Regions from separate parts of the Homo sapiens genome. Here region 1 is linked to region 2. A link is a loop called in an ENCODE intact Hi-C map of the cell type or tissue named here. Cell type or tissue: heart left ventricle. All regions are shown on one strand. Each heading gives the region's core, and the rest is flanking DNA. Links, peaks and the distances in the headings are about the cores only.

Region 1 (5,390 bases), core at 62-5,061, 50 kb before region 2:
ATTGAGGCAGAAAACTGAAAACTGAAAAGATATTTGGGACCTGAACTCTTGACCAAATGGACGTAACAGACATATATGCAACTCTCCACTAAAAAACAACAAAATACACATTTTCTGCTATGCACATGACACACACTCAAATCCACCACCCAACTGGCCACAGAATAATTCTAAGCAAATTCAAAAAATGAAAATCATACCAACCACACTCTCAGACCACAGAACAATAAAAATGAAATCAATACTAAGAAAATCACTCAAAACCATAAAATTACGTGGAAATTAAGCAACCTGAGTGACTTTTGTGTAAACAATAAAAGTAAGGCAGAAATCAATAAATTCTTTGAAGCTAATGATAACAAAGATACAATGTATCAGAATCTCTGGGACACAGCTAAAGCAGTTTTAGAAGGGAAGTTTATAGAGCTAAACGCCCACATCAAAAAGTTAGAAATATTCAAATTAACAACCTAACATCACACCTTGAGGAACTAGAACAAGAACAAACCAATCCCAAAGCCAGTAGAAGACAAGAAATACCAAAACAAGAGTTGAACTGAAGGAAATTGAGAGGTGAAAAGCCATACAAAAGATAAACAAATCTAGGAGTTGGTGTTTTGAAAGAATAGGTAAGATAGACCACTAGCTTGACTAATTATAAAAAGAGAGAAAAAAAATAAAAACAGGTAGTGGTGGGCTTGCTGGGAAATGGAATGCTTACACACTGCTGGTAGTTCAGCCATTGTGGAAAGCAGTCAGGCAATTTCTCAAAGAATTTATAACAAAATTACTATTTGACCCAACAATCCCATTATTGAGCATATATCCAAAGGAATATAAGTCATTCTACCACGAAGACACATGCATGCATATGTTCAATGCAGCACTACTCACAATAGCAAAGACATGGAATCAACCTAAATGCCCATCAATGGTAGACTTGATAAAGAAAACGGGGTACATATACATAATGGAATACTACACAGTCATAAAAAAACAAGATTATGTTCTTTGCAGCAACATGGTTGGAGCTGGAGGCCATTATCCTATGTGAACTAAATACAGGAACAAAAAATGAAATACTGAATGTTCTCGCTTACAAGTGGGAGCTAAACATTGAATACACGTGAACACAAAGAAGGGAACAGACACCGGGCCTACTTGAGGACAGAAAGTAGGAGAAGGATGAGAACTGAAAAACTACCTATTAGGTACTATGCTTATTACCTGGGTGACAAAATAATCTGTATGCCAAACCCCCATATCATGCAATTTACCTATATAATAAACCTGCTCATGTACCCCGAACCTAAAATAAAAGTTTAAAAAATTAAATACAATTAAAAAAGAAATGTTTTTAACATAATCATAAATTATACAGATATATAAATTATTTCCTTAAATAATTAGACAATATATACTGTTTGACTAATGCACCCAACTTAGTTGTATCTTTATTTCACCTTTGAGTTATTCATCCTTCATAGACATAGACAAATAACTCTCAAAAGTGGCCAAAATTTGCTATATCAATTTTATGGTTTATACCCCTTAGTCCATATAGATTTTTAATTCCCATAATGTTGGGCAGTTATTTTACACTGGTTTAGTACAAGACTACACTTTCTTTGTACTTATCCTGTTTTATTTTGATGCAGGACTTAGCCTAACCATCTAGAACAGGCTGGCTTGACAATAGCAATAGGAATCAACATTACCTCTGCAACCTCTATGTTGTTACTCCTCTGTTCAAAATTTTTATATGGAGCAGATAACCATTTAAGCTTAAATTATTGACTCTTTTTCTCCAAATTTCTCTTATAATAACTTTCTTACAACTGTGTTCTTATCTAAGCAAGTCATTTGACCTACTGATTCTCACATACACTTTGCCTTTACCTGCTTATATGTCTTTGATCGCAAAGTTCTCTACTATGTATCACCTTTCTCTGTGTTCAAATATTTACTGTTTCTCTGCCAACTTCCAGCACCATAAAAAAAAAAAAAACATTTTTACTTTGCAGTCTAAGGTGGTTGCTCCCATCTCTTAAGTACCTATTATCTGTACAACTTGCCAGTTAAGGGCAATGTGAAATGGTATAGTGTGTGTCTTTCTTGTATTTTAAGTGACTGTTAACTTCTACATATGTTGGTATTTGTATAAATCATTAGCCCCACTACATCATTTATTGTTTGCTATATTCCACAAAAACTTATTGAGTGCCTGCTATGTATCAGATATTGTGCTAGAAATTAGTTTGCAGGTGGACATTAGTATTTTACATATATTGTGAAATATGAAGTGATATGACAGTCTGGGGTTTGTTCTTATTTTTCCTAGAAGACTGTGTCAGAGAATATTAGTATGCCAGAAAAATTCATGCACTCCTCAATATTTCACAGATCCCATGCATCTGGGTGGGGTGTGACTAATTCTCACTAATAGAATATGAGCAGAAATACTGCATCACTTTGGGTGGAGGCAGGAGAGAGTAAGAGAGACATTAAATCTCTATATGGCTGGAAATGAAAAGCTTTGGGTTGACAGAGTTTTAAGCTGGAAGAAGCCTGAGTCTCTGGGGTCCTCACTTGGAGAGGCCAGCACAGAGAGGCCAAGATACCTGCATCAGATTGTGACATGAGTGAGAAATACAGCTTCACTGTGTCAAGGCTCTGAGATTTGGGGGTTTATTTGTTACTGATGCATAGCTTATTCCATCATGATTATTACAGAGTAATGATTTTATTTGTGTATGTTGATGAGATCATTAAAGATGTTCGAATGATGTGAACTCTGACTCAATTATCAGATCCTTGAGAGTAGAGACTTTGCATTCATGTATAGCCTTCTCAGTGTCCAGGCCAGTGCTAGGATTATAGTAGGCTCTCAGCAGATATTTGTTGAATGGATAAGTTAACAAACTAGGGTTAGCTAAAAGAAGAAATCATTAGGGTACAACCAGAGGAAATAACATGTGACAAAATCCAAAAGAATCTTAAGATACAAATCTGGAGTCAGAAACAGAATTTAGCAATGAGAAAGAGATTAAGGTTTAACAAATGTAAATGTCTATTGAGCCAGCAGAGTTTCTACATTTCAGGTTCCCTTATGAGTAAACTGACTTCTGTGATTTATTAAGATCAGGAGATAGGTGTGGGCTAATAAGAAAATTCTGTAAGTCCTTTAAACACCTCAGTAGTTACTCTCTGAACTGTCCATTGAAGAATGAACAGGAGTTTCAGCTTCTCAGTCAAAGCTCATTGGGAAACTCCCGTCTGGCTGATATTTCCTGGCTCTAAGGGAATCTTCTCCATAGAATTGATAGAAAAATAATCTCTACTTTTTCAATAGGGAGAATGCTTCCCTTACTTATACTTGGTTTATTATTATCCTAATTATTATTGCCTTCCATAGTCTGTCATGTGACATGGGCCAATTCTTTTTGTTTGCTCTAGGGTAAACCGGGATTCCAGATCCTGGGTGGAGGTTGGAAATTGTGGCTGAATATCCAGCTATGGCACCAGACTGGGGAATATATGAATACATAAATTAACTGGTTTCATTTTAAGAAGGTAAAAATGAGAGGAGGTTTCTAAATCTATGTAGATTTAGACAGAAACCTCCTGTCTTTGCCTTTGTGCTCTTAATTAATCTTGATATTATCAGGCAGAATAATTAAGGATAGTACAGTGACATAACAGAATAGGCATATATAATGTCTATATAGGCATTTATAATGTCCTAGTATATACATAGATCATCCAGAAAATTAAAGACAGAAAATCTTTGAGTAAAAATTGACTACAAGAGGAATTTATTATTGAGAGATATACTTCTTGTATAAGTATGAATAAACCAGACACAAAAATGTATCAGAGGTGAGAAAGCAAATCCAGCCTCAAAACAATTTCATCCTCTGCTATTTGCATAGTCGATTTACTACAAAATGTTATTTGTTTTAACTTTTTCAGCAACCTCAGTGAGACAGAGAGGTGGATTTTATTGTCTTTAGGTTACAGGTGAGGAAACTTCACCCCAAAGGTATGATATTGCTTGCTCAGCGCCCCTCATCTCCTCTGTGGTCAGGCTGGCTGGAGCTCAGTTCTGCTGACTCTTAGTCTGGGGCTCTTTCAACTCTATCACATTTTAAGAGGTATAACGATTGTTACTCTAAAGCCAGGCATTGATATGACAGCTCAGTGCAGGGGAGGGGCGGGGGAAGCAGCAGACTTTGCCACTGAGTTCACCGATAGCTTGAGATGCCCTAATATCTCATTCAGGGCCAAGCACACTTGAGACACAAAGAAGCACGGCTCGACTCCATCCATTTGATTTCTTTGGGCACAGCCCTCTCAGACAATCAGGTACAGCACCCTCCCTTGCATAGTTGATGGCCTTTCCTGACGGCTATCAAACATATCTGCTGAGACTGCACTAAATAAAATGGCTGTCACCAAGCCATCTGGTGCATTTGTGCTTTTTCCCCCCTCTAAGATGCAAGTTTTCAGTTTGCACAGCACTTCAAATTCTTAATACACTTGACTAAGTCATTAATATTTCACTTTCATTACCATGTATTAATAACATGAGAATTTAGAATGATCTTGTTCATCTAACTCCTGGAAAACAAATAATTACATTCGTGCATATTGATTGTCAGATAACTAAAGATGTTTAGCCTGGGGCCGTGAGAAATCCACCAGCAGGCCCAGTTTTGGTTCTTAGCCATGTTCAAAGTATATCAAGCTGATGTCTATGAAACACCAGAGACAGCAGTAGCGTAGTTCTGGGAGTTAGAAGGGGCGGCCTTAAATGGACCCCATACAGGTCTCCATAATTGTTTAGCATGAGGTTTCTTCAGAAGAGAGTTGAAAGTCCTGAAGGATGCCCAAGGGAGAGACTAAGAATATGAAACTTTGTTCTCTGATGTTTGGTCTAGTTTTATTTTGTAGTAGGTGGCGCTGGAGGCTTCTTATCTTCCCTTTCCTCCTCTTCATCTTGATTAAGGATGGTAGATTCTAATGGTGGAAAGTGCCGTAGACACTGTTCAATGAGTCAACATTTGCTTTTTTTTTTTTTTTTTTTTTTTAAAAAGAGTAAGTATGTGTCTACCAAAAGCTTGTTGCTAAGCTAGGTCATTAGCAATTTAGCATGGACAGAACAGTGTTGTTTTCTCCTTACTAGTGGGAGAGACAGACAATATGCAAGTGAGCAAATTGATAAACAAGGAGGCTGTTCTGATATGCACGGGTAAGGAGAGAGAGCACTTCTTTAGATGGGGGTCAAGAAAGTCTATTCCAAGAGAGGAAGTTTGGGTTAAAAAGAAGGAAGAGAAGACAGGTGTATGACGAACTAGGGCAAGTGCATAATGGACATAAGGAATGGCTGT
Region 2 (5,390 bases), core at 122-5,121:
CCAGATGATTTCAACAGGGCCATAATACAGAAAGAAACTAATAAATTCTAGATGTATTACATGATTTTTACCTAGAGCCACATATAGTTTGACTAATGTAGCCTCATCTGGCATGTCCATATGGATATGCGGGAAAGAAGAGGAGAGATAGGTGAAAGACATTGAGAAAAACCTAGAATAACTAATCTAATTTAATTATCTTCAGGAATTCAATCCAGATTTATATTTGGCAGCTACTACAAGATCTGTACCCCATTGCATTTTATAGGATATGCAAAAAAGGGTTAAAACATACTCTGGGCCTTCTGAAATTTAATAAACATTGTCTCCAGAAGCTGTCTTCAAATGTAAACCTAATTAGCCAAAGGAGGTAGTGAATTAATGTATCAGAACTGTCTAAATACTTACCATTTTATCAGCAGACACCAAGGTCCTAAGGTAAAAGGACTTGGAAAGATAAATAATGGTGGTGGAAAATGGTGAAGTCAAAAGCACTGGGCACTGTCCAGGAAAAAAGTGCTGAGGGTGGAGATGGGGGGGATGAAAGGGAGGATTCCTGGTCTGAAGAGGTAGCATGGGGATTCTGAGAACCTACCTTTGGAGAGGACACTGAAACAGAGCTCGGCTTCACAATGTAGCCTAGATTCGGTCCTGGGCAGTGTTATGATAATGATGGAGGATTGATGGGAGGACTGGTACCCAGGTATGGGAGGGGGAATGTGATGCTTCAGAGTCTCTGTGACCTTCTTGAAGAAACAGGAAATTAGTGATTCTTCAGAAAATAATCTGTTTGCAAGAACCAAAGTCTCTAAAAGTGTTATTCTTGACATGTTCACCTGACTACGGACAGTGTGTGTTGACTGACCAGTGGAAATTTTCAGTCTTCAAATAGATGTGCTCCTCTTTTCAAACCTGAACATGACATTAGCAAAATCAATTCTAACCATAGCCAGTCCATTCTCCAATCAGATTTACTTAGGAATCTCATTATAAAGCCAAACTTCTTTTGTAAATGTTTTATTTTAAATCATAGCACCATACTATTGTATAAGCAATAATTGTTTAACTGATTTTTTAAGCAAACTACCGTATTAAATATACAAATGTAAGAGTGTAAAGGCATGGAATAACAATATTATTTCAAGTTATATTTAAAGTGAGATTGCTCTGATAAGTCAATACACTAGGAGCTAGGCTGTATTGGAGACCCCGATGATTACTTCTTTATATTCAATTAGTGCATGTTTGAAAAGCTGCTAAGAGTAATCTGATTTTAGTTAACTGTTCTTAAATCTGGTTTGAACTTGGCCTGCTAGTCCTTTGACAGATCTGTGGGGTGAAAAGAATAATGGACTAGTTTGAACTTGCTCTTAATGCTTGGGTTTGGGTGGTTCTAGAATTAGACAGATGGCCAGATGGAATTAATGGGAAAATATTCAAGCCCAGGATGTGAGTTTTAATTGAAAAGCTTTGGTTTTCAGTAACAGAAAACAACTCAAGCTACTTAAGTAAATATTGAGAATTTATTATAGGAATATAGAGATATTGATGGGTACCTGAGGGCAGGAGTGTAGCTAGCCCTTAGAAAAGATTGAAATAGTCCTAGGAAAGTCAGGAAAGCCAGAAAGTACTCTTTCTCTAACTCTTTCTGCTTCTGGTACATATGGCTGGCATTCAGGTCTCTGAGGCACTTGATATACTTCCATTTATTTTATTTTATTTTATTTTTTGAGACAGAGTCTCACTCTACTACCCAGGCTGGAGTGCAGTGGTGCAATCATAGCTCACTGCAACCTGAAACTCCTGGGTTCAAGTGATCCTCCTGCCCCTGCCTCCCGAGTAGCTGAGACTACAGTTATCCACCGTGTCTGGCGGATTTTTTGATTGTAGAGGTGAGGGCTTACTATGTTGCCCAGGCTGGTCTCGTCTCAAACCCCTGAGCTATAAGTTTCCTCCTGCCTTGGCCTCCCAAAGTGCTAGGATTAGAGGTGTGAGCCACTGCACCCAGCCCCATACTTCCAACTGAATGTAAAAACTAATGGAACTCTCTTATCATTGAATTTCAAATTCCTAGGAGAAGTGGATGACCTTAAAGTGGATCAGCTTTTCATCCTTGATCTAATCACCTCTTTGCAGTGGAGTTGGGTAGGGTGAGTGGAGAAGTGAGGTAATGATATATCAGCCAGCTGGGGAGCTACTCCTATGAGCAATTCCAGAGAGATGAGTCAGTGAGTTGAGCAGACATCTGAGAGTAGTCCTATAGAGTTTGAAATGGGGCTCCCAGAGTTGGTGCAACAGAGTAGGAAACAACGAGAAGACAAGTTAAAAATAAAAATGAAAATGGCAGCAGAGATAAAAATTGATAAAATTTTGTATCAACAAGAATTGGAGTCAGCCACTCTTAAACTCCTGGGCACGAGTATTTATTTCCTCCCCTTTGCCGGCGTGGAAGAGGGCGCACTATGGGAATTTCACCTCCTCCCTAAGGCATTTCCTGACTAGTTGTTTCTCACTGATGCCCTTAAACTATAAACCTCTACGTTACTTGAAACTTGTACCTCACTGAGCTCTTGCTAGTATACTAGCTTTACTTTTTCTGGTGTTGTGTTATACAGATAAATGATAAAAATATGCATATACATATAGCTCTTTCAGCTTAGGCTTCATGTTTTTTTTTACTTTATAGCCCACCTGCTTCCAAGAGTATATGGGGCAGCAATTCATCTGAAGATTGGGCTACTCAAAGGCTATATATGCCTCTTTTTCACTCTTCAGCATCTATTATTATTTGCAAAATTAGAAAATTGTGCTGGATGAGCTCTCAAATGCCTTCTAGCCCGAACAGTCTCTGATCCCATGGTCTAAGATATAACCTATCCCAAGTAAATGTAAAACTTTGTGACAAATCACAACCACGGGGAGTTTGTGACAATTTTTAGCCTGCAGGTGTTGCTGTGGTGTAAGAAGAATTAGGAGATGGTAAGGAACCCATCAAACAATAGCGATAAAAAAGATGTTTTTAAGGATTCTGTTTACATCCCACAGGCAGGAGCAGGTTTCCCCTGCTCCAGCACCTCTCTGTGAAAGGACTGGGGTTGGTTTCCCGAACAGGGCAAAAAGCAGAGGGTGTGTGTTCTCGCCAGCTGGACCTCGATATCTGAAAGGATGTCCTGTTTACATTTGGCACCAGAGCTTAGTGATTGCACTGCCTGAGTGCCCAGAGAATGAGATAAAACTCAAAATAAATTTTCACACAAGTTTAAAAAATAACACTCTGCTGACCCTGTCATCATACCACCTGGGATTAGTTTACCAAAGGCCTGTGTTTCAAAAGAATGCTTACTAAGGAGGGTGAGGCCGTGGTATCCACGGAATGCATTTTTTTTTTTTTTTTGGTGGCTAGGAGGATTTTCTTCATCCTTTCTCTTTTTCTTCCCCTTATTTTTTCTTCCCCAACACCCATCTTTTTTTTTTTTTTTAACATAGAGAAAAGGGAGAGGCAGAAGCTTGGCTGAGAGCCAGACTCATTTCATGAAGTGACCTGTGTAGGTAACTGAACGCTACACCATATACTAAGCATTCAGTATAAAGAAAATTAAGCAAGTCTATTTTAAAGCCTGAAAAGTTTATTTTTTCTTTTTTTAATGAAATAATTTCATTTATGAGGAGGTGTAGGATGTGGTGGCGAGGATCCAGAACAAAGAAGAAAAAGGAATGGGAAACTGGAAAATAAAATTTGCAGGTGAAAAATCATCATGGGAGACAAAAACTCTTAAACACCAGAGTTTGTTAGTCTCGGCAGCTGGAGTGCTGTGAGAGTTGGACTACTGGTTCACTGCAGATTTTTGTTAAGCAAACATTCTCTTATGATGCCTACTCAAAGGCCTCTTGTCCTTTCTGACAGCTCGCCTCTCTGACCCCCTGAACTGGTTACAGTTAACACTAAATATTGCCATCTTTTATTGTTGGCTACCATTCTGCCTTAAATTCTTCCATGCATGAAATGTATAGGGAACTATATATACGGAGATGGCTTCAAGTGTATAAATTGTCTCCCCAATGAAATTGGAAGCTTCCTCAAGGCAAGTCACCACAGAATTCCATATTTTAGGCATTATGGTACCTACACAGAAATTAATCAAGGAAGACCAAAACAACCTAGAGGTTTCTAACTTTTAGTCTTCCCCCTCCCCCGAAAACGTGTACATTTTATGATTTCTTTGTTTATTCTACACTGCATGTACAAAACAAGCTTTGGATACCAAATTGTGTGTATTTCAGGATGCCAGCATTGCTTTTGCAATAAGTGGAACCAGAATTAGCAATTGAATAGCCAAGTAAATGAAGACCAGGTACTCAAAACCCACCATTTATCATGGGTTTGCAAGACAACTGCGTTTATTTCACTCTACATGTGAGAGAACATGCCTAGCAATCAGGTCAGCACTATGAACATTGCACTGTATTTATCTTTAGTCCCTAAACATTGTGTGTAATCAAGGAAGTGAGATGGAGTAATAAAAAACCATTATAGAGTTCTGAAAGCCCTCAATTTCATATTTACATCTTGGAACCAGCTCATTCTGACTTCATAACTCCTTAATTAGAGGCACAGTCGTTTTCTTTTCTGTAGGGCATTTTTTTCACCCTCACAATACAAGCATACATTTGGTAACTAATACCAGCAATTAGCCTCATCTGCTATGTAAATGAGTGTAATTGCAATTAAATACTTTAGTAGGCCCAAAGGGAAAACATGCAATCATTACAAAGTAGAAGAGCATGGTTAAGGGACATTTTGAAGTGTTAGCAGAAGTGCTTTTCCCTGTGGTGTCAGGAGCCTTTTCTATGGTGAATTATTTCACTGGGAGCCCTGGAACTTGACTTGCATTTCTTGTTCTATTTTCCTACAGAGTTCAGAAGAAAACTGCCCTTTTCAGCATTTCTAAGGGTTGATTGGTTTTGGTAACAATTGGTTTGGAGAATTGGTTTCTCTTCATTGTAGATCCAGGGCTTAAAAATGTTAGCTTTCAGCTGTGTTTGGTGTACAAGTTGGAGAAACAACGCTATTCGCCAAAAAGATATTTTTTAGTATCAATAATTGCTGATTAGTAGATCTTGAGGTAGAGAACTGTTGGAAGAACATAATACACATAAGAGAGAGAGATGCCCTACTAGGGAGTCAAGCAGTACTGGTACTGTTATCAGAAAGGGCTCTAGATCTAGACCCCAAGAGAGGGTTCTTGGATCTTGCACAAGAAAGAATTTGGGGTGAGTCCATAAAGTGAAAGCAAGTTTGTTAAGAAAGTAAAGGAATGAAAGAATGGCTACTCCATAGGCAGAACAGTAGCATGGGCTGCTGATTGCCTTTTTTTTTTTGGTTATTTCTT

The links. Hi-C counts contacts between places; a loop is a spot of excess contacts. Peaks named below come from ENCODE experiments on the same cell type or tissue, not always from the same donor. Only the 100,000 strongest peaks of a DNase experiment are listed, where the experiment ranks them.
Region 1: a loop joins it to region 2, with 5 times the contacts of the local background. A loop is called at or near these places in 8 of 110 quality-filtered maps.

What each region holds. Positions count from the first base shown.
Region 1 is chr15:35,645,050-35,650,439 of GRCh38, forward strand. The region is part of intron 1 of DPH6-DT (DPH6 divergent transcript); the gene reads left to right. Among named protein-coding and RNA genes, the nearest start is that of DPH6-DT, 100 kb to the left of the region's middle. In heart left ventricle, for the core only: no CTCF peak of the experiment used is centred there; no DNase peak of the experiment used is centred there.
Region 2 is chr15:35,694,702-35,700,091 of GRCh38, forward strand. The region is part of intron 1 of DPH6-DT (DPH6 divergent transcript); the gene reads left to right. Among named protein-coding and RNA genes, the nearest start is that of DPH6-DT, 150 kb to the left of the region's middle. In heart left ventricle, for the core only: a CTCF peak has its summit at 2,930 (motif pointing right); no DNase peak of the experiment used is centred there; H3K27ac peaks cover 1,850 bases.